3 separate regions of the Mus musculus genome follow, and regions 2 and 3 are each linked to region 1. The links are chromatin loops, found by intact Hi-C in ENCODE. Cell type or tissue: heart. All regions are shown on one strand.

What was found. Hi-C counts contacts between places; a loop is a spot of excess contacts. Peaks named below come from ENCODE experiments on the same cell type or tissue, not always from the same donor. Only the 100,000 strongest peaks of a DNase experiment are listed, where the experiment ranks them.
Region 2: a loop joins it to region 1, with 4 times the contacts of the local background. A loop is called at or near these places in 21 of 42 quality-filtered maps.
Region 3: it touches region 1 in a loop (12-fold over the local background); 14 of 42 quality-filtered maps call a loop at or near these places.

Annotation. Positions count from the first base shown.
Region 1 is chr4:141,144,313-141,152,312 of GRCm38, reverse strand. It overlaps Fbxo42 (F-box protein 42), which reads right to left and starts at 4,391. Exons shown (of 10, transcript NM_172518.3): 1 at 4,134-4,391. In heart, CTCF peaks have their summits at 3,670 and 4,481; DNase peaks (open chromatin) are centred at 3,932 and 4,412; H3K4me3 peaks cover 2,746 bases; H3K27ac peaks cover 2,306 bases.
Region 2 is chr4:141,210,110-141,218,109 of GRCm38, reverse strand. Cplane2 (ciliogenesis and planar polarity effector 2) reads right to left here and starts at 4,154. Exons shown (of 6, transcript NM_001081174.2): 1 at 4,047-4,154; 2 at 3,638-3,787; 3 at 706-858; 4 at 1-5. The coding sequence starts at 3,749. In heart, CTCF peaks have their summits at 3,328 (motif pointing right) and 4,044; DNase peaks (open chromatin) are centred at 3,529, 4,149, 7,109 and 7,239; H3K4me3 peaks cover 2,507 bases; H3K27ac peaks cover 2,410 bases.
Region 3 is chr4:141,264,587-141,272,586 of GRCm38, reverse strand. No RefSeq gene overlaps it. Among named protein-coding and RNA genes, the nearest start is that of Gm13056, 9.9 kb to the left of the region's middle. In heart, CTCF peaks have their summits at 3,270 and 6,151 (motif pointing right); DNase peaks (open chromatin) are centred at 516 and 4,616.

The sequences.
Region 1 (8,000 bases):
GTCCAAAAAAAAAATTTTTTTAAAGTGTCACTCAGAAATTGCCTCATTCAGAATCGGCAAAACGTTCACTAATGTGGATGCTTGCTGCCTGCACCTGTGACTCGCTCAGACAGACTCTCCCTAGGCTGCTAGATCGTTGACAGTTCAGAAACTATAACTGGGGCATGCATGCTGTGTAGGAAGCATCATGACGATGAATGAATAAAAGGGGAAAGAACTCAGGACAAAGACTTTAAGTATTCCTAAGCCATTCGTGGCAATGCACACCTAGAATCCCAGCCCTAGGGAAGGCAGGAGGAGGATGGGGAGGCCCCGGACTAGCAAAAGCTACTTACTGACACAAGAAAGAAATAAACAACAGCTGGATTCTCCACTCCAAGTGTGTGTGTGTGTGTGTGTGTGTGTGTGTGTGTGTGTGTGTGTGTGTGTGTGTGTGTGTAGGGGGAAGGGTTCCATGTCCTCTTCTAAACTCTTGAGGGCACCAAGAAGCACATGCTCAATACACATACATGCAGGAAAAACATCCATACACATAAAATAAATCTATAAATAAATAAACAAGCCTGGTGGTGGGGGCACATGCCTTTAATCCCGGATCTCTGTGAGTTCAAGGCCAGCCTGGTCTACAGAGTGAGTTCCAAGACAACCAGGGCTATGTAGTGAGATCCTATCTCAAAATAAATAAATAAATAAATAAATAAATAAATAAATAAATAAATAAATAAATAAATAAAATAAAAAATAAATAAATGAAGGAAAGAAATGACTGGGTTGGAGAGATGGCTCAGTGGTTAAGAGCACTGACTGCTCTTCCAAAGGTCCTGAGTTCAAATCCCAGAAACTACAGATGGTGGCTCACAACCATCTGTAATGAGATCTGACGCCCTCTTCTGGTGTGTCTGAAGGTAGCTGCAGTGTACTTATATATAATAATAAAAAAGAAAAGAAAAGAAAGAAAGGAATGACTAACAGACTAGGCGAAGCTCTGAGAACCTCCCTTCTCTCCCCTAGTTGGAAGAGCACACTTACTATACTACCATAAGCACACTGATTTTCTTGTCTGGCTTTCCAACCAGACTCAAACAATTTTTAGATAAAAAAAGCTGTCCTTGGAAATCATCAGTACCTCCTTCCTCAGTGCCCAACACATAGAGGACCTTTTAATAGATATTTTACTGAAAATATAGCCTTCTATTTCTCTTGTACTGTTTTGGTTTTTGGGTTTGGGTTTTGTTTAGTTTTTTTCATAATAGTCTCATTATGAAGCCCTGGTTATCCTGGAACTCACTATGTAGACCAGGCTGGCCTCAAACACACAGAGATCTGCCTGCCTCTGCCTCCTGAGTGCTGGAATCAATGGCCTGCCCTGCTGTGACCACCTATTTTACATATTTCAGAGTGTGCACTTTGAGAGCACTTTCACAAACCTTATCTCTTTTCATCTACATAATTACCTTGTAAAGTGGGAATCGGTATTATTGAACCAAGGAGTTTGGGTTTTATTAAGAATTGTTAACTCACTAACTAAAATGCCCTGAAAACACAGTCACTCAGCTCATCTCTAAACAGCTTCCCTGGAGACTTCAGCATGCTTATAACCCCAGGCTTTGCCAGTCTTTCCTTTGCCAGGTCTTTACAGAAGGCAGCCATCACACAGCTACATAAAATGATATTCGACACTAAGAAGCACCCTAGGAGCTGGGCAGTGGTGGCACACACCTGTAATATGTGGCACTCAGGAGACAAAGGCAGGCAAATCTTTGAGTTCAAGGCCAGCCTGGTCTACAGAGTGAATTCCAGAGCAGTCAAGGCTATACAGAGAAGCTCTGCTCAAAAAAAAAAAAAAAAAAATCAAAAATATAAATAAAATGTTGAAGAAGCATCCTAGGATTGGAGAGATGGCTCAGTGGCTAAAAGTGCCTTCTGATCTTACAGAGGATTCAGTTTGCTCTCCTAACACCCAAACTAAATGGCACTCCCCAGCTCCAGGGGATCTGATGCCTCTGCTAACACATGGACATTTTTTTCCTCTCTACTGTCCTTCTCCTCCCCTCCCCCATACACACACACACACATACACACACACACACAATTTTTTAAATAATAAGTGTTTAAAAGAAAAAGAATGCAGGGGCTGGACAGATAGTTAAACTGTCTCTTCCTCTAGACGACCTGGGTCCAATTCCCAGCACCCACATGGCAGCTCACAACTGTCTGTAACTCCTGTTCCCAGGGGATGGATACAGGCACTAGGCATGCAAATGGGAATACAGGGGCATGCTGGCAAAGGTACCCATAAATGTAAACTAAAAAAGGTAACTCTAAAACCAAACAAACAAACATGCCATCCTTTGCAGTTTTCCTGAGCTTTCTCATGTTGCACCTGAGACACGTAAGGAAACAAGCCGAAATGCTGTGCAGTGAATGATGTCCCAGCATTCCACCAAAACCTGATGCTGTAGTACAGCGGTGAGACAGATGGGGGGGGTAGGGGGGGAGAGACATGACATGATGTCAAACCACCACTGATTCCACAATCCTCTATTAGCAAAATAATAGGCAGAGTGGCCCTCTGAGTCCCTACTCCTGGCTCAACATACATCTTTAGTTAAGATACTAAGGAGATCTACACACTTCTATAAAAAAGAAAACGGATTTAAGAAAGGGAAAAATGGTCAAAGAGCTAGCTAATATTAAATGAACTAATTGCCATCTTAACTTAATACTTGTCACTAAGGGGAAGTGCATACATAAAGCTCTCACGGTTCAATGTAGAATGAATGCTATAGTAAATTGGGCTTATTTCTTAAGCAAACAGCTACGGGATATAAACTGATTATCATGCAACAGAAAGGACACCCGACCAGACTAGACAATTGAATACTCTCTGTCAGAAATATGACACAAGGGGCATCCCTGTCCAGCTTAAGAGCTACAGACTGAATTCTAAGTGATGGTATCTCTTCGCCAATTTATCCTTGTCCCTTTAAATCCATGATGTCATCATTCTTAAACACAAGCAAAACCCGATGTGTTACAAAAGACGTTTGGTGTGTCCAAGCAAAAGAGATGGCCCCGACAATTCACAACAGCACAAATCCATGTGAAGCCATTCTTGCTCCATGAAAAGGCCACCCGGCATCAAACATCTTCTCTACCCTAAAGAAATGAAACTAAAGACTCTCAATTACTACCACTTAAACAACAACAAAAAAGTTCCGAGAAAAATAAATAAATAACAAAAATAATCGAGTGTTGCCTCCGGCAAGTGAAACCCAGTAATGTGTCTGTCTGGTTCTGTATCTTAGATCCATCGGAACGCTGCCACTGTAAAGTCCAAACGCTTTGGCAACTGAGAAACGAAACATGGCTTTTCCTACTAAAACTCCGAGGATCCAACAGACAAAGCAACCGGCTTATTCCAAAGGTTTCCAACCAACTCCAGCATCTCAAGTTTTCTCAGCTGAAGCTACCAGGCTCTCTCACCTAATTGTGGTTTTCTTGATTTACAAACTCGTTGCCACCCTCCACGGACAATTCTCACCGGGGCAAGCCTTCTTCAGTCACAACGTGGACTGCTGTCTCCAGCCAGGAGAGCTGCAGTTCCCACTAAGAGAACACTCAGACGGCTAGGGGTCAGGGAAGGAACTGCTTGTGTTTTATTTCGTCAGCCGATTCCCCAAAAAAATCATCTCTTGGGCAGCTGCAGCTTCTGAGACGCCCGCCGGCCCCCTCGCCGCAGCCCCAATTCAGGAGGGCAGCAAGCGGGCTCCCGCTCTTCACCGAGGACTTCAGGGTTTCAGGGGGCGGGGTGAGGCTCCATGACACCCCGAAAGCCATTCTCCACCCCCTGACCGCGCATCCTTTCCCGGCCTGGAGGAGGACCCGGACCACCCTGCTGAGGAGAGGGCACAGGTCTGCGCCCATCCCGAGAGCTGGCTGCAAAGGGGCGCACGTCCCCACCTTAGCCTGGGAAGCCGAGGATGACGACAGCAAGACCCCAGGCCCGCCAAGACCCACGCCCGCGCAGGACACGGGGCCCGCGCCGGACTCGGGGTGCCCCGGGGTCCCCGGGCATGAAGCGCAAGAGGCGTCGGCGCCTGGCCGCGGCCCCGCACCGGGAGAGGCCTCACCTGGCCCAGACCGCTCCGCGCTCTCGGTTTCGCGTCTCCGGCGACGGTGGCGAAGGAGCCAGGGCCGGGGCCAGAGCACAGCCGCTCTGCCTCAGGCCGGTGCTTGCTGTGCTCGGGGGATCTTCACCGCTGGCGGAACCCGGGGTCGCCCGGAGCCGCCATCTTCCTCCACTCAAACGCCGCCGCGGCTACCACCGCCGCCGCCGCCGTCCCTGATGCCACCGCCGCTGCTGCTCAGACCGGGAGACGACAGCGCGCAGTGCGCATGCGCTGAGGCGGGGCGCGGAGGAAGCGCGCGCGCGCGCACACACGTCAGCGTGACCGGCCTTCCGCGCGGCGGCCGCTGGGCGGCGCCATATTGAGAAGGGCCGAGGGCGCGGAGCTTTCTAGGACTCTTATCAGGATCGGCGCGGCTGAGCGCTGGTATCTGAGCTGTTTTTCCGATTGTTTGATAGTGCAGACTTAGATTAAGGCACTTGTGCCCCCAGGTACCCACGGGTTGAGCGTAGAGAAAGGGCAATGGGGAACGGAAGTGCCTTTTAGATATCCCCAGGGAGAGGAAGCTCCCGGCGTTGGAGCCTCTGGAAACTGTAGCAGCAGCTATGTTGCTACCAACTTTAAAAAAAAAAAAAAAAAAGAGGAAACCCAGTCTCAAAACTCCCGGTGTAGAGCGGAGCCTGGGAGGAAACAAGCCTGTGTGTTTCTCTGTGCTTCCCAGTGTGGCCATCACCGAGGAGTGGGGTCCCGCTCCCACAAAAGAGTCTCACTTCAAGAAAGCTGTGTGTAGGTGAGAACCTTCTAGAACCCATCCCTGCAGATGTGGTTTAAGGAAATGCCAGACATAGAGAGCTCAAGCTCTTGTGCAATTGGAGCATTCTGAGACATCAAGCGAATAGCCCTGGGATAAAGTAGACCTAGGCTTGTATAGCCCGTGAGACGTGGTACTAGGTCAAAAGTACCACGAGGCTTGGTGACACTCCTTTAAGTCCAGTTATGCAGGAGGTTTAAGGGCGAGAATTGCTTGATCCAGGAGTTTGAATCTACTTTGAGGAACCTCAATCTAAAAAAAACATTTATGTTCCTCATATAAACATTAGAAAAAACTCTGGCACGCAGTAAGTGAGAAACTAAGAAATTCCATTGCCCTGGCATGGTGGTTGACTATTAATCCCAGCACTTGGGAAGCAGAGGTAAGTAGATTTCTGAGTTCAAGGCCAGCATGGTCTACATAATGAGACCCTGTCTCAAAGAAAAAGAGAAAGAAGTCTTGGCTTGCAAAATGGCTCAGCAGGTAAGGGTGCTTCCCCCAAGCTTGAAGACCCGAGTTCAATGCCTAGAACCTACATGATGGAGGGAGAAAACCAATGCCAACTCCCACAGTTTCCACCCTGATCTTCATTCTCAAACAATGACACTTGTGAACATACATACAGTAAATATTGCGTGTGCCTGAGCATATCTTGTGCACCACGTGTGTGGGTGCCCTTAGAGGCTAGTAGAGGGTGTCAGATCCCCTGGAACTGGAATTATAGGCAGTTGTGACCCTACCACCGCCATGTGGGTGCTAGGGATTGAACCTGGGTGGTCCTGCAAGAGCAGTACATGTCTTGACCGTCTCTCCAGCCCTGTAATCTAAGTTATAACATGTTCTAAGAACTCACGCTAGGTTGAGATAGCCCAGCAATAAGAATCTGTTTACCGTCAGGCATGGTGGTGCATGCCTTTAATCCCAGCACTTGGGAGGCAGAGGCAGGTGGATTTCTGAGTACGAGGCCAGCCTGGTCTACAGAGTGAGTTCCAGGACAGCCAGGGCTACACAGAGAAACCCTGTCTAGAAAAACAAAAAAAAAGAGAATCTGCTTACCCCTCTCTAGAAGACCTACATTCATGTGCCAGCACCTACAAGCTACTCACAACTGTCTAATACCAGCTCCAGGGGGTCTGACACCCTATTTGACCTCTTTGGGCACCCACCCACACAGCACACACACACTCAAGCATAGATAAAAACAAAATCTAAATATATATATGTATATATATTAAAACAAGGCTGCTACTGGCCTATGGTGGCACACACCTTTAATGACAGCACTCAGAAGGCAGAGACAGGTGAATCTCTGGGTTTGAGGCCAGCCAGGTGTACAGAGTAAGTTCCAGGACAACCAGAGCTCTTCCACAAAGAAGCGCTGACTTGGGGTACAGGTGGGGAGAATTGCTAGGTCATGTTAGAGTTCAAATACAGAACCATTTTACCCTTAGCTCAAAGATAGGCGGGAGTTTTGTTGCTTTGACGAAAAGCTTTATCATTAATATCCATCATATATAGACTAGTACCCAGCGGAGACTCACTGAATATATGTTGAATAAAAGAATGAACTGGAGCCGGGCGTGGTGGTGCACGCCTTTAATCCCAGCACTAGGGAGGCAGAGGCAGGCGGATTTCTGAGTTCGAGGCCAGCCTGGTCTACAGAGTGAGTTCCAAGACAGCCAGGGCTATACAGAGAAACCCTGTCTCGAAAAACCAAAATAAATAAATAAATAATAATTAAAAAAAAAAAAGAATGAACTGGGAATTTGAGAACTAAGAGGGGATTCAGCGGATGCATGTTTAGTGAACACCTACTATGCACCAGAGTGCAGATGCATGTTTAGTGAACACCTACTATGCACCAGAGTGCGGATGCATGTTTAGTGAACGCCTACTATGCACCAGAGTGCGGATGCATGTTTAGTGAACGCCTACTATGCACCAGAGTGCGGATGCATGTTTAGTGAACGCCTACTATGCACCAGAGTGCGGATGCATGTTTAGTGAACGCCTACTATGCACCAGAGTGCGGATGCATGTTTAGTGAACGCCTACTATGCACCAGAGTGCGGATGCATGTTTAGTGAACGCCTACTATGCACCAGAGTGCGGATGCATGTTTAGTGAACGCCTGCTATGCACCAGAGTGCGGATGCATGTTTAGTGAACAGCTACTATGCACCAGAGGGCGTGCCATATCTGTCTGTTTGTGGTTTTCTGTTTGAGATAGAGTCTCACAGTGAAGTCCTAATTTGCCTGGAGCTCTCTTTGTAGACTAGGCTGGCCTCCAACTCACAGAGATGTACTCAACGTCTACCTCCCATGTACTGGGATCAAAGGTATTTGCCATCATACCCAGCCCATCTGGAGGGTTTTTGAGAGAATTCTTATGCTGTAGAACAGGTTATACTTCCTATGTAGACCAGGCTGCTTCAACCTCCCAAGAGCTGGGATTACAGATTTTATATATGCATATATATAAAGATTTTAACCTATATTTCTGAAAGTGTATGAGGGAGTGGATGGAAGTCAGAGGACAACCCATACATAGCAGTTGGCTGTCTCCTTCCAAGGGAGCAAACTGAGGTGGTCAGGATTGGCAGCCAGTGCCCTTACCTACTGAGCCATCTCACCAGCTTGTGACTTAGGTAAAGTTAACAAGGTCCCTGATACATAAAGAGCCTGTACAAGAAAGACAATAAATATGTGTTCGTATTAACTGCAATACATAGAAAAGTTATTAAAGCGAATTATTTATTACTAATCACAGTTCACGGGTTTTTTTTTTTTATTTTTACAATGTGCATGAGAGGGTGTGTGTGTGCGTTTGCTTGTGTGTGCATGCCATGGCATGTATGTAGAAATCAGAGGACAACTGCAGCTGTCTGTCCTTTCCTCCCACCTCGTTGAGACAGGGCTTCTTTGTTCCCTTCGGAGCATTGCCGGCTCCCTGGCCCATAAGCATCCAGGGATGCTTCTGTCTCACTGTAGGCACACTGCGATCACAGGTACCGTTACAGACAGCAGATGCCACGATGCCCAGATTGAGGTAGGTTCTG
Region 2 (8,000 bases), 66 kb before region 1:
AATGCCTGAGGAGAATTGGGATCCGCCATTCAGAAGTGGAATCGGGGGGTGGGGATGGGAAGGGTTAAGAAGAAGACATACATCTCCACCCTGTGGGTCACCACTGTGACAGGAAGGCTCGGCCCCTGACCTGAGAGACTCCTCAGACTCAGGACGTAAACAGTCTTGCTCTGCAGTAGTCCTTGGTAGACCAGGCAGAGTTGGCCCTCGCCAGGAGAAAGGAGTCTCACTGCTTGTAGAGGGAGACCTCAAAGGTCCTGGGACATATGATGGAGCAGAAACTTAACTGTGGCATGGGAAAGTCTTGAACTTTAATACCAACTAGACATGAGGTATGTGGCCACCACTGTCTCTAGTACCAATCCAAACAACACAACTTCTCGAGGAAATGGCATGATTATATATAAAGCCCCACTAATATAGTCAGGGCGAAGTTCTTTTTTTTTTTTTAATTTATTTTAAATTTATTTTATTAATATATGTAAGTACACTGTAGCTGTCTTCAGACACTCCAGAAGAGGGAGTCAGATCTTGTTGCAGATGGTTGTGAGCCACCATGTGGTTGCTGGGATTTGAACTCTGGACCTTCGGAAGAGCAGTCGGGTGCTCTTACCCACTGAGCCATCTCACCAGCCCCAGGGCGAAGTTCTTGTCCCCATCCCATGGAAGGACACCAAGGCAAAGCTGAGGGTTAAACTCACTCACCAGTGGTCTCATGGTGTACTATAGGCACTTCCAGGCCGGCCAGCTTTGCCACCAGTGCTGTCTTGCCCACACCACTCTTCCCGGACACAAAGATCTTATAGCTGGCGGTATCAATGACCACGGAAGGGGGCAGCACCGGGCGTTCAAGCAACCCTGTGGCAAGAAGGGAGTCAGGGAGTTGGGAGTCAGTTCTGCACTTGCTCAGATCCTGGGAGAGACACCCTATCTCGAAAGCTAACTAGACAGCTTGGTTCAGCATGCAACCCTGCCCCCAGGGAGGCCCCGGATACACAGAGATGTTCTAGGATCTCACAGTTGATCTGCTTGTCATTGTCAACTGCTCTGGAACTTGGTTGGGGACATGAATGACGCACTCCTCTGGTCACATTTTGTTGCTAACACAGATAAAACTCTGGGTGTTGGGGCTGGAGAGGTGGCTCAGCAGTTAAGAGCACCAGTAGCTCTTCCAGAGGTCCCGAGTTCAAGTCCCAGGAACCACATGGTGGCTCACAACCATCTGTAATGGGATCCAATGCCCTCTTCTGCGCATGTAGGTGTACATGCAGATAGAACACTGATATATAAAATAAATACATCTTTTTTTAAAGATTTATTATTTATTTATATGTAAATACACTGTAGCTGTCTTTAGACACTTTTTTTCTCTCTCTGGCCCTGCTCACTCTGGCCTAAAGATTTAAAGATTTATTTATTTATTATATGTAAGTACACTGTCACTATCTTCAGATACACAAGAGGGCATCAGATCTCACAGTCCCAGGCCACATTCCTGACCTCATGCTTTTTTTAAAAAGTGAGTTATTAGGCAGAGGCAGGTGGATTTCTGAGTTCGAGGCCACTTGTCTACAGAGTGAGTTCCAGGACAGCCAGGGCTACACAGAGAAACCCTGTCTCGAAAAACAAAACAAAACCAAAAAAAAAAAAAAAAGTAAGTTATTTACAAATCATGGTCACTGCCCATGATTAGCCCAAAACTTCACAAGATATAACCAATGTGAGGTTTTTATTAAGCATTTATTTATTATCATGTATATTATGATACGGGTGTGTGTGTATGTCACATTAGACATGTGAAGTTGTAGAGTTGGCTTTCTCCCTTAGCATGGCTTCTAGGGACCCCAGGCTGCCAACCTTTTGCAGCAAGCACTTCACTGGCTGAGCCATTTCACTGTCCCCCAAACACAAAGCTTTTTGTTGTTGTTTTTGTTTTTGGAGACAGGGTTTCTCTGTATAGCCCTTGCTGTCCTGAAATTCACTTTGTAGACCAGGCTGGCCTTGAACTCAGAAATCTGCCTGTCTCTGCCTCCCAAGTGCTGGGATTAAAGGTGTGAGCCACCACCAGGCTTGTTGTTTTTGTTTAAAGACTTATGCATCTATTTTGATGAGTGCCTGCATTGGTGAATGCATAATGCATGCCTGGTGCCGGCAGAGGCTAGACAAAGGGGTTGATTCCCTGGGTCTGGAGAGACAGGCAGTTGTATCTGCCATGTGGATGCTCGGAATTCAACCTAGGCCTTCTGGAAAGGCAGCTAGTACTCTTAACTGCAGAGCTATCTCTCCAGCTCTTCCAGCTCCCAGCCCCCCTTTAAGTTTGATTTTTTTTTTTAAGACAGGGTTTCTTAGCTGTCTTGGAACTCACTCTGTAAAACAGGCTAGCCTCAAATTCAGAACTCATACATTCGCCTGCCTCTGCCTCCCAAGTGTTGGTATTAAAGACATGTGCCACCACTTTCTGGTGTGATTTTTTTAAAAGATTTATTTATTATATATACTGTGTTCTCCCTGCATGTATGCCTGCACACCAGAAGAGAGGACTAGATCCCATTACAGATGGTTGTGAGCCACCATGTGGATGGTGGGAATTGAACTCAGGACCTCTGGAAGAGCAGTCAGTGCTCTTAACCACTGAGCCATCTGTCCAACCCCAATACTGTTACTATTCAATCTGGCTTTCTTATACATAAAAATATATCTTAGGCCAGGCAGTGGTGGCGCACACCTTTAATCCCAGCACTTGGGAGGCAGAGGCAGGTGGATTTCTGAGTTCCAGGCCAGCCTGGTCTACTGAGTGAGTTCCAGGACAGCCAGGGCTATACAGAAAAACCCTGTTTCGGAAAAAAATTAAATTAATTAAAAAAATATATATATATATTACAATTTCTTCTTTAATAGGGAAATATAAGCAAAAATATTTACAGCTACTACAAATAAATCCCCAAACCAACTCATTGGGATCTTTATGAGTTCTTAAAACTGCACAGCAGGAGCTGGAGAGATGGCTCAGCACAGGCTGCTCTTCCAGAGTTCAATTCTCAGCACCTACATGGATGGTGTCTCACACTGTTTCCTCTTCTGGTCTGCAGACATTCATGCAGACAGAGCCCTCATATACATAAAATAAATAAATAGAAAGTTGAATAGGCAGGACATGGTGTGGTGATGCGTGACTTTGATCCCAGCACTTAGAAGATAGAGGCCAGGTGGATCTCTGTGAGTTTGAGGTCAGCCTGGTCTACATAACCAGTACTGGATACACAACAATGAATACTGGCAACATAGTGAAACGCTTTCTGAAACAAGGTTGCAAGGTTGCTGTGCAAAGTGCCCAGCAGAGGGCATGACCCCAAGTGAGGGCTCAGTCAACAGCATCTCTGGTGACAGTTGCTGTTGGCAGGCATGGGCTGTTTCCAGGTTCCTGGCTCTGTTGGTGGAATTAGCTTTAAGGAGATTTGGGGAAGGGGGCCTGAGACTAGAGGCTAGAGGCGGCACCCAGGAGACCTCGATGGTCAGAAGTGCTGTGGGGCAGGTTCCACAGATCTGTTCCTGCCGCCCCAGGGAGTGTCAAGAGTGTACTAGTGGCACGTGGTGAGGTCTGGGGGACGGGGGTGGGGTGAGGTGGGGTGCCGCTTACCAAACTCCCGCCGGCGATTCTTGCGCAGGATGCAGGCTAAGTACTCCTTACCCTCGACCGTCTCATGCCAGTCTGGGACAATCACCGAACCGTGCATGGGAGGTCTGGCCATGCTTGAGTACGCCAGTAAGGTAAGGATGTGTCCGAATACTGGGAGTAGAAGTGGAGAGAGGGCCAACCATTATCGCAAGGCGACTCCGAGGTCCTTAATCTCTCTCTGGCTTTCCTTTGGAACCTGGATCCCCATCCCGAAGGTGCATTTCTATAGCCCCATCCTTCTACATTGCTCTCTGGGGAACTAACCCATCCTTGTCCTGGGAAGGTATTTCCACAAGTCCCCTCTGCCTTATCTCCTTCCGAGCCCCACTTCGCCTCTACCCCCTCAATTCCGACTCCCGGGACCACCAACCTTCACAGTCCCCGCCAGCAGGGTGACGATTTAAAAGCCCGCCCTTCTTTTCTGTCCTGCCAGCAGAGCCTGCTTCCGTCAGGTCAAGACGCTGACCACGAAGCGCATGCGCAGAAATGTTGCCATGGCGACGCAGGCGGAGGCGGGGCTCCTGAATTCCGGCGGGTCTTTGTAGGTTTTGCAAGGTCTGCAGCTCCTTCCCTAAGCAGGATCTTTCTTATTCGACTTTACCAATGTGAGCTCATATTTTCCTATCAAACATGATCATCTCCCCCAGAAAGGAGGCTTCATCAGTTTTCTGAGCCTCTTAAGTTTCCTTTTCTACAAAATGGATATTATTTCCTTTCTTTTTTTTCTTTCCCTTTCTCCTCCTCTTCTTCTACCTCCTCCTCTTCCTCCTCCTCTTCCTGCTCCTCCTCCTCTCTTTTCTCATCCCTCTCCTCCTCCTCCTCCTCCTCCTCCTCCTTCTCCTCCTCTTCCTCCTCCTCGAGACAGGGTTTCTCTGTATAGTAGCCTTTACTGTCCTTAAACACTCTCTGTAGATCAGGCTATCCTTGAATTCACAGAAACTCCCCTGCCTCTTAGTGCTGGGATTAAAGGCATGTGCTACCATGTCTGGCCATTTATTTATTTACCTTCACAGGGTTCTTTACAACCATGCTGGGCAGCAAAGCTCAGCAGGTTTAGTTCTTACGCTCCTGTTATTAACATCACAGCTCCATCAACCCTGCCCAGCAGGTCCAGAGTCAAATACCTCTGGATTGAGGCTTCAAGGGGCTTTGTAAGAGGTCTGAATAAAGAGCCATTTGTCTACTAATTGATTTATTCATTCTTGTCATTCAACAATGACCAAGCCCCAACTGTGTGCCCAGCATCTGGTTGGTGCTGGGAAGCAAGGGTGAGCCAGAAGTCCTGCCCTCGGACTGGATGCTCCGGCCCGGACCTGTGAGCAACCCCAAAGATGGCAGCTCAGGAAATGCCTGTGAGCTGCACAAGATGAGCGGGTGTTTGAGACACTCTGAGTGACGTCTGTCATCTTCACCAGCATCTCGAGCAGCGTCTTCAAGGAGGGCCAGCCACTGCTTTGCAAGGAATGAGTTAAGTAGACTCCGTGAGGGCCGCTTGCCCTGGAGTCTGTGGACACTCATCTCTATATAAACAGCTTCATGTCTTTGCTACTCCAGATGAGGTAGCTGGAACACACCTCGTCAGTGGAAAAACAGACTCAGAAGCCTGGGTTACCTGACTCTAAAAACATGTTATCTATCCGGCCAGACTGGGTTCTGGGTTTTCAAGACTTCACCCTCGGCACCTAGGAGTGCTAGTGAAGTCAATAGCAGCAAGGAGGTCACAGACCCACGGAGGCAGACGGAGGTGGGCAAGGGAGGAGGGTGCAAGAGAGGGTGCTTCGGTCCCTGCCTTACGAGGCAGCAAGGCTGTGCAAGAGGAAACCATTTCTACTGGAGTCTGTGGCTGGACGGAACCCATTGCACATGCTCCTGAGATGAGGCCCTTTCTGTAGTGGCAGAGATCTGTCAATCACAGACCAGAAAGATTTAGATCTGAGTCGTCTTTGGGCTTCTAGACTTCATACCCAGCCTCGCCAAGGTCTGGTTTGAATCTTGGAAATCTCTAAATGAATCTGCACATTTAATGCTTGCACTGTAATGCTCTGATAGCACTGCATAGACTGGGGGCTCAAACAACGGACAAGTGTTTCCGTGGAGGCTGGAATAACCGACCTCACTGCCGGGTTGGTTTCTGCCACTGCCTTCTCCATGTGTAACAACAACATGGCCTCTTCTCTGCTCGGTCCTCTGCTGCTATTTCCTATTTTTGGAGACAAGCTCTCACTGTGTACTCTAGATTGGCCTGGGGAACTCCTGGTCCTTTTGCCTCAGCCTCTTGGGTGCTAGAATTACAAGTGTGTACCGCCATAATGGTGTCTGCTGCTCACACACACCCTCTCTTGTTTTTGTTTTATACACACACACACAATTATACACAGGGTCTCACTATGCAATCTTGGCTAGTCTGGAACTTGCTACGTAGACCAGGCTGGCCTAGAACTCACAGATCTGCCTGCCTCTGCCTTCTGAGTGCTGGGCTAAAGAACACTGGACACCATACCTTAGACATGCACTATCTAGTTCCACCAGGGGCCCCACCATTATGATCTGCTTTAATCTTAACTCCCTGCTTAAAGGATTCATCTCTAAATACAATCCTATTAAGTTAGGGTTTTGTAGAGACACCAGTCAATCCACAGCAGGGCCTAAGACCTTGGTTAAATATACACCGCCGCTGGAGACAGGCAGCCAACCAACATGAACTGAGGATAACCAACCAGTTCAGAACTGTGCTTAAGGTACTTGTGGGCTCTCCTGGCGTGCTGGGTTCTAATCTCCTGTATTCTTTAACCTCTAAATTCTCACTCCCCCCTCCCCAACTTCGGTAAGTTGTTTCTCTTTCTAAGACTAAGGCAAAGCAGGTGGGCCATGCCACCTCCCCCACCAGCCCCCCCAGCCCCCCCCACCCCCAGCGCCCAGGCGTCCTCTGATTTACTCCTCTCAGTTTGCCATCCCCACATGTATTTATCAAGCACCTCTGGACAAGGGCACCAGATAGCCATGGAGCAGGATTCCTCAAGGCAGGAACATGTCACCAGCCTAGAGTAGATGGGAGGTCTAGGTGGGCAGGCCTGGCCTTGCATGAGGCTGGATGAAAGCAAGAAATGTACAGCCCTGCCTGAGCATCCTGAGGTGCAGATAGGAAAGCAAACTAGAAACCCCTACTGGCTCCTCAGAGCTTCAGGAGTAACACTTGGTCTCCCCCCTCTGGCTCAAGATGTGTTCGTGAACATACAAGTCTTCAAGTCTTGACTGGCTTCCCACAAGGCGTCCCAGACTCCCTCAGGCCACTCTCCAAACTCAAAGTGCAGCCAGTTCAGTCAAAGGCTGAGCTGACATCATGATGGCCCTCCAGGAATGGAGAGCGACTCCCCTAACTGAGGGGGAGAGGAGGCCCAGACCAGAGTATCAGAGAAAGAGGCTCTGAAGGAGGCTGGTGAGGTGGCATAACGGACGGTGGGTATCGGATGTGAGTGGTCTGGCGAGAGGTGGGCACTGTCAGTCATGGGCGAGTGGAGACTCCCTGGTTACAGACAGAGCAAGCAGGGCCAATGTCCCTGATGTTCCTTCTACAGGGTCTTCTCTGACCAGCTTCTCCACAGTCACAGCTCTCTCCTAAGGCCTCCTGGGATCACTTAGGCTATGTGTTAGGAGTTAGGCTCCGCAGGTAAGAGCACTCGCTGGCTGCCAAGCCTGATACTGACCTGAGTTTGATCCTTGGGGCCCACCTAGTGGGAGACAAAATTCCTGAGACCCACATGATAGATGGAGAGAACCAACTCACACACTATCTTTTCACTTATCTATGAAGATGCACACACACAGACACACAGAATCACATATGTTGGGAGCCGCCCCCACATTCGCCGTCACAAGATGGCGTTGACATCCTGTGTTCTAAGTGGTAAACAAATAATCTGCGCATGAGCCAAGGGTATTTATGACTACTTGTACTCTGCTTTTCCCGTGAACGTCAGCTCGGCCATGGGCTGCAGCCAATCAGGGAGTGATGCGTCCTAAGTGAAGGGTCACTCCTCCTTAAAGGGGACGGGGTTTTCCGCCATTCGCTCTCGCTGGCATCTCTCTGGCTCTGCGCGCCCGGCGCTCGCTCGCTGCCTAAAGATGTAAACAATAGAGCACGCTCTGCGCTTTGGCGCGCCGGAGCTCTGGCTCCTAAAATTATTGAGGGGCTTTCGTTTTTGGGGCTGGGCGCTGGGCGCTTGCTCTCCTGGCTCCCAAAGATGTAAGCAATAAAGTTTTGCCGCAGAAGATTCTGGTCTGTTGCATCTTTCCTGGCCGGGCGTGAGAACGCGTCTAATAAGAA
Region 3 (8,000 bases), 120 kb before region 1:
TCAGGTCCTCTGGAGAGCAGAAAGTGTCCTCAACTGCTGAGCCATCTCTCCAGCCTCCTCTTTTGTCTTTTTGAGACAGCCGAGGGTGACCTTGGAGTTCAGATCTTCTTAACAGCCCAAGTGCTGCCGGCATGCACCACCACACCTGGCTTTATTAACTGTTTTCGAGACAGGGTCTCGATGTATAGCCCAGTCTGGCCTCAACCTCTCCATCCTCCTGCTCCAGCTTGTAAGGCTGGGATTCCAGGCACACACCATTACAGGTGCTGGCACTGCCACCTTCCAGCCACACTGTTACCATGTAAGGAAACTGAGGCCCAACGGGGATGTGACAGCAGCCGTTTCATAACCCAGCCTGGAGCCCCCTGCCTCTCAAGATCCCTGGCCTTGCCCCTCATATCAGCACTGGGCCACCAGGCCCTGCCAATGACCATTCTCAGCTCAGGGGCAGCACCAGCCAACGTCTTGCAATGGCCATCCTGGTCACCCCCCTGCACCCCGCCCAAGCAGGCGCCTGTACATCCCGTTCTTCTTCATGCTCTGTGGTGAGAATTGCACAGCTCCACTTCCTCCACCCACCCATCTGTTTGTGACAGTCCCCACAGAAGGGAAAACCTGCCCGTGTCAGACCAGGGTCCCTCCTACCCGCATGTCACCCATTCCTTTTGTTCCTTCTCCCAAGAGTCATGAAACATGACCTGGGGAGGCCACTTGAGAAGGGGACCTTGGAACAGGAAAGAGTCTCTTGGGAACAGGAAATAAGTCCTCAGCCCAAGTTCAAACACAGGTCAAAGCTGCAAGAGTGGCCAAGCTGGTCTCTCGGTGCCCAGGACTGCTCAGCCAAGGCAAGACAGCTTCCTCCACAGCCTGAGGACACCCTGGCCACAGGGCCACCACGTTGTTCCTTGGGGACTGAAGGCTGCTGCTGAGGGGAGCAGAGGCGCATGGCTCTGACTCAGGGCTATACAGGCTTGGATGTGACTCCTGCCCCCACAGCCCGGGTCCATGTGTTCTCCATGCAGGGCCACAGCGCTAAAGGACAGGGAGGTCCCTGCCCTCATAGCCCAACAGGGAGAGACAGACAGTAAATGAACCTACAAATGAGCCAACAGGGAACACATGGTGCTGAGGAGAAGGGATGAGCACGTGTGCAGCAGCCACCAGGAGGCGAGTGGGTGGCACCTAAGGCCTGAGCTGTAAGGAGAAATCGAGGACGGTCTGCAGGGAGGCAGAGGCATACACCCCCCCACCCCCACCCCACCCCACCCCACCCCACCCCCACCCCCACCCCCACCCCACCCCCCAGACAGGGTTTCTCTGCGTAGCTCTGGCTGTCCTGGAGCTCACTTTGTAGACCAGGCTGGCCTCGAACTCAGACATCCGCCTGCCTCCCAAGTGCTGGGATTAAAGGCATACATTTTTTGTAACTTTTTTGTTTGTTTGTTTTGTTTTGTTTTGTTTTATTTCAAGACAGGGTTTCTCTGTATATCCCTGGCTGTCCCGGAGCTCACTCTGTAGACCAGGCTGGCCTCGAACTCAGAAATCCGCCTGCCTTTGCCTCCCGAGTGCTGGGATTAAAGGCGTGCGCCACCACGCCCGGCACAACCTATTTTTAATAAGGGTTCAACCGCTCCTGTAGCCCAGCACCCAGCAGAGGTGGTGGAAGAGAAGAGCTATGAGGATGTGGAGGAAGTGGACCTGTTCAGCAATAGTTCTTAGAGGGTGAGCCTGATCTTCATTGGCAGCGGTTCAGTCCTGTAGCAAACACCAAATGCAACTCAGCATCTGCAGAGCAGTCCTCGCAGCAGGCAGACACCAGGCACGAACCAGCAGCTGTAGCTCAATCCTGAAGAAACCACCAGGCTTGCCATCTGGCCTGAAGCAAGGCTGCAGAAGCAGCGAGCTGCCGCAGGAACCTCATGAGCAGTTCTTGAGTGAGTTTCTCTCGATGGCAGCGTTACCACAGGTTGAGTTAACAACGCTCTGTCAGGCGAACCGGAGCGTATGGGTGTCTTTCAACGAATAGCAAAGTTGAACAAACCAATGCTCAGTGCTCATCTCCCACTGTCTGTGGGGTCATATTTCACACTCCTTTATTGTAGCCGATCCCCAGCCCTGTGTAGGCTGCCTCAGACCTTGCTGCTACTGTGAATGAGACCACCTGGGGTGGAGCCTAGATGGCCCTATTGTTCTGTCACCTGCCACTGCTCTCAGCTGCTGCTAAGAGGCTGAACCTGTCCCCCTGAGATATTCCTGAGCTAGCCACAACCTGTGGACTTGGCGACCTAATGCTAATAGCTCTGACAGACTGTTGTTAACAACTTAGTAACAAAGCATCAAGAAGCCTGGCATGGCAGGGGATGGGTCTCCCCGCTTTATAAGCACAGACTCTTAGTAAACTTTGATCAGAAATCTGTCTTGATCTCTTTACTTCTCTCGACATTCTCTCCTATACAGCTCTGGCCTCCCACACAGGAACCCAGTTAGTGTGGCTGCAGGCGGCTATACTTCATCACAGGTCCTTTCACGTGTTTGCTATGCCAAAACATCCTTTCACCTGTGTCTGCTTCAGGAAAACATCCGTTCATTTTATCTTTGTTTTTTGCTTTGTTTTCAAGACAGGTTTCTCTGTGTAGTCCTGGCTGTCCTGGAACTCCCTCTGGAGACCAGGTCTGGAACTCAGAGATCTGCCTACCTCTGCAGAACATGTTGAGTTTTGTTGCTGTTGTTATTGTGGTTGCTGTTGTTTTCCGTGTGCATTGCTGTGTGTCTCCCATATATGTTTAGGTCAGGATGTCAGATCCCCTGGAGCTGGAGAGATGAACAGTTGTGAGCTGCCACGTCGGTGCTGGGAATGAAAGCCAGGCCCTCTGGAAGATCGGCCAGTACCCTTAACCACAGAGCCATCTCTCCAACTCCCAAGAAAGCATTTTAAAAGAGTGATTCTTGGTGGGGGGTGCGGGGGGAGGGAAATAAAATCTAGAATGTAAATAAATAAATAAAAGATTAAAGAGAGAGAGAGAGAGAGAGAGAGAGAGAGAGAGAGAGAGAGAGAGAGAGAGAGACAGGCATGGTGGCACACACCTTTAATCCCAGCACTTGGGAGGCAGAGGCAGGCGGATTTCTGAGTTCGAGGCCAACCTGGTCTATAGAGTGAGTTCCAGGATAACCAGGGCTACACAGAGAAACCCTGTCTTAAACAAACAAATAAACAAAAAGCAGAAATGAATCTTGAGCACAAGAGAACTGGCCCCCTAGTGGCTTGCCTCTTGGCAGCTGGCAAGCACAAGAAAAGGAGAGAAGGAACTGGAGTCACCATTATCTCCTTCAGGAGATGCCGCCGATGAGTCAGTGGTAACAGTTAACTTCCCGCCAGCTGCCTGCACAGCTGTAACGTCACAGATTGTACAAAGCCTTCAGCCCATGGCCTTTAGAAGACATTTCCTCCAAATCATTACAATCAGGAATTGGCTTTATTTTACTTTTTTCCTTTTTTTTTTAAAGATTTATTTATTTGTTATATGTAAGTACATTGTAGCTGCCTTCAGACACAACACTCCAGAAGAGGGCATCAGATCCCATTACAGATGGTTGTAAGCCACCATGTGGTTGCTGGGATTTGAACTCAGGACCTTCAAAAGAGCAGTCAGTGCTCTCTCTCTCTCTCTCTCTCTCTCTCTCTCTCTCTCTCTCTCTCTCTCTCTCTCTCTCTCTCTCTCTCTCTCTCTCTCTCTCTCTCTCTCTCTCTCTCTCTCTCTCTCTCTCTCTCTTTCTCTCATTTTTCCAGGCAGGTTTTCTCTGTGTAGCCCTTGCTGTCCTGGAACTCACTCTGTAGACCAGGCTGGCCTTGAACTCAGCAATCTGTCTGCCTCTGCCTCCTGAGTGCTGGGATTAAAGCCATGCATCACCACTGCCCAGCACTGGTCAGTGCTCTTAACTGCTGAGCCATCTCTCCAGCCCTATTTTATTTTCAAAAAGTTTTTTTTTCCTCCTGCATGTATGTGTACCATGTGCATGCAATGCCCAGGACAGCCAGAAGAGGGCGTCAGATCTCTGGGACTGGAGTTACATATAGTTGTGGGCTGCCATGTGGATGCTGGGAATTGAACCCTGGGCTTTTGCAAGAGCAACCAGTGCTCTTAACCACGGAGCTGCCTCGGGCCCTCTTTATTTTCTTGAGACAGGGCCTTGGGTGTTGCTCAAACAGTTTCTCAAACTCCTGAACGCCTCCCTGTTATCTGAGTTCTCTTGTGGCTCATCCACATCCTTATGCTTTGCTGCATTTTATTCTTATCTCTGTGTTTTGCTGTGACACCATAATTGTCACTTTACCATCGACAAGCATCTGGAGGTTTTTCCTATTTTGACAGTCAGTGGTTAGTCCTGTGAACAACTTCTCTGTGGGGACAACCGGACCCCTTTCTGTTGGGTGCGCGCCAAGGAGAGTGGCAGACGCTGACTCGTGGGATGGCTTGGGCTCAGCCCAGCAGATGCAGTGAGCTGTTCTCAAAGCAGTCGTTCCAACTCACACCCTCTCTCAGGCTTTTCTTCAGGAGAATCCCCCACTGCCTCCACCGACACCAATTCTCCCGACAGTCTGGAGCACCTGCACTTCCCTGTGTACCCAGTAGAGGGAGCCACAAAGTCCCGAGATTAAGAACTGAGTCTTTAACTGCCCAGAGAAGAAAGACACAAGTGGGTGGGTAGAGGGCAGAAGCATGGAGGACTGGAGAGAGGGAGGGAAGGAGAGAAGGGCAGGATTGAGAGCTGGGGAAAGGAAGAGAGAGGGAAGGCAGGAGGGATCCAACAAAGAACACAGTTCGTGGGGCCCTGTGTGCCTCATGCTCTAGAGCCTACGAAGGCTAAAAACTGGGCTTACTGATTCTCAGAGGAGCCACAGGTGCTATGGGCATGGGCTGGGGTTTCATTTTTGTTGTTATTTACCTTTATTTGGTTTTTCAAGATAGAGTTTCTTTGTTTAACAGCCCTGGCTGTCCTGGAACTCATTCTGTAGACCAGGCTGGCCTCAAACTCCAAGAGATCTGCCTCCTTCTGCCTCCCAAGTGCTAGGATTAAAGGCATGAGCCACCACCACCTGACCTTTTAACTGTTTTATTATCTTCTCGTTTCCTCCTGATTGGTTGTTGTTAGGCAGGGGCGGGCTTGTAACTTGGAGCTGCAGAGTTGTTGGGGGAATAACCTAGAAACTGGTGCTAGACGCTGGATTTGTGGGGGATGGGGGTAACCTGGAGACCCAGGTCTTGTTTGTAACCTGGAAACTGGTACTAAGTACCAGGCCTGTTAGTTTACTTGAATTCAAACTTAGGTTCTCTAAGATGGAGTCTGAACACCCCTCCCAAAAATTGGTCTCTCATCAGGACTCCCCACATAAAGAACATGACGGCTAGTCATGTAACATAGAACACAAGAGTTCTCCATGCTAATGAGGTATCTAGGTGGGCCCTGAGGGCCAATAAGCATCCCTTCTTGGATATTCCTGGATATTCCTCCCTGCAAATGGTATTTAATCTCTCTTCCCCCACCCCAACCCACAACCCCTGTGCCCAATTCCTCCAGTTTCCCAGTGGTATCTGGGTATATGGGAGTTAGGGAACAGCAGCTTTCGCCTCAGCTGCATAAGCAGGTTTAAAGAGACCCAAGTTTAAAGAGACATACGTCCCCTTCTCCCTCTAACCTTCTTTTTCTCTTAGGGTGCTGGGAGGAAAAACGGTTGGAAGGGTCAGAAATATAAAAGAACAGAAATAAAACAGATTAAAAGATTATGCAAACACTGCGTTACTGCTTTTGTTCTCTCTCTCTCTCTCTCTCTCTCTCTCTCTCTCTCTCTCTCTCTCTGTGTGTGTGTGTGTGTGTGTGTGTGTGTGTGTGTGTGTGTGAGTGAGTGAAAAATATGGGACAAATAATGGTGTCAGATTCTCCTTCCATCATGTGAGGCTTGGGAACAGCTTGCCACCAGACTTGGCAGCAAGTGGCTTTTCTAACTGAGCCATCTCTCTAGCCCCCCCCCTTTTTTTTTCCCTAGAGACTTATTTTATATTTTTCATTTATTTATATGTGTGCCTGTCTGTGTATAGGTGTGTGCACATGAATGCAGATGCCATCAGAGGCCAGAAGAGGGCGCCAGATCCACTGGAGCTGGAGTTACACGTCACTTCACTTACTTTTCTACTGCTATAACATAAAACACCATGACCAAGGCAATTTGTAGAAGGAAGGCTTTATTTGGGGCTCATGGTTCTGGAGGGTTAACATCCATGATAATAGAACAGGAGCAACAGGCACCATGGTTGGAGTCGGTGCTGAGAGTAAGCCTCAAGCACCAAGAAGGAGCACACTGGAGATGGTGTATGGCTTTGAAAACTGAAAGTCCTCCCTGGTGACACAGCTCCTCAAACAGGACACACCTCCTGTTATGGTTTCTATTTGCTTGGCCCAGGAAGTGGCACTATTTGGAGGTGTGGCCTTGTTGGAATGGTTGTGGCTTTGTTGGAGTAGGTGTGTCACTGTGGGCATGGGCTTAATACCCTCATCCTAGTTGCCTGGAAGTCAGTCTTCCACTAGCAGCCTTCAGATGAAGATGTAGAACTCTCAGCTCCTCCTGCACCATGCCTGCCTGGATGCTGCCATGTGGCCCGCCTTCATGATAATGGACTGAACCTTTGAACCTGTAAGCCAGCCCCAATTAAATGTTGTCCTTATAAGAGTTGCCTTGGAGCCGGGTGTGGTGGGGCATGCCTTTAATCCCAGCACTTGGGAGGCAGAGGCAGGCGGATTTCTGAGTTCGAGGCCAGCCTGGTCTACAAAGTGAGTTCCAGGACAGCCAGAGCTATACAGAGAAACCCTGTCTCAAAAAACCAAAACAAACAAACAAAGAGTTGCCTTGGCCATGGTGTCTGCTCACAGCAGTAAAACCCTAACTAAGGCACCTCCTTAGCCTACCCTAACAGCACCACCAACCTAGGACCAAGATTCCAATCTCTGAGCCTACAGGAGACACTCTCATTCACACCACCACACAGGTGATTTTGAGATACGTGACCTGTGTGCTGGGAGTCACACAGGTCCTCTCCTAACGACTGTGTAGCTACAGACTTTTCCACCTGTGCCCAGTTCACAAAAAAACAACAAAAAAAACAACAACTCTGAGGTTTATTATTTATGAATAAATACCAGGGACATAAGCTTGGGCTTGCTTGCCAACTAGTGGATAACTTATTAACACATTTATTCTTGTCTATGTGTGCCCCATGGCTGGTTACCTCTCCTCACTTTCCTGCATCTGTTTCCTCAGAGTTTGGGGCTAATCTCTCCTGCCCCCTTCTCAGAAATCCCTCTCTCTCTCTCTGCCGGATGTCCCACCTTCCACTTCCTGCCTCAGCTTATTGGTCATCAGCTATTTATTGACAAGCGATGCTTCCACACAGTACACAAGAGACTCTCTCTACTTTTCCCCCTTTTAGTCCAATCAAAGGCTCTTTCTCTTACAATAATAAATTATAAGCAATAATGACAATTATGAAAACTATCAGGAAAGATTACATTTATGATGTCTGATCTATATGTATCTGGCAACCTTGGAGAAAGTACTCTTTTTTTTTTTTTTTTTTTTTTTTTTTGAGACAGGGTTTCTCTGTGTAGCCCTGGCTGTCCTGGAACTCACTCTGTAGACCAGGCTGGCCTCGAACTCAGAGATCCGCCTGCCTCTGCCTCCCAAGTGCTGGGATTAAAGGCGTGCACCACCATGGCTGGAGAAAGTGTTCTATCAGCTATCCTATCCTGGAAGGCTCAGAGTTCTATACCTAAAATGATTTCTTTTTTCTTTTTTTTTATTCCTTTTATTTTTATTTTTTTAAAGATTTATTTATTTATTATATGTAAGTACACTGTAGCTGTCTTCAGACACACCAGAAGAGGGCATCAGATTTCATTAGAGATGGTTATGAGCCACCATGTGGTTGCTGGGATTTGAACTCGGGACC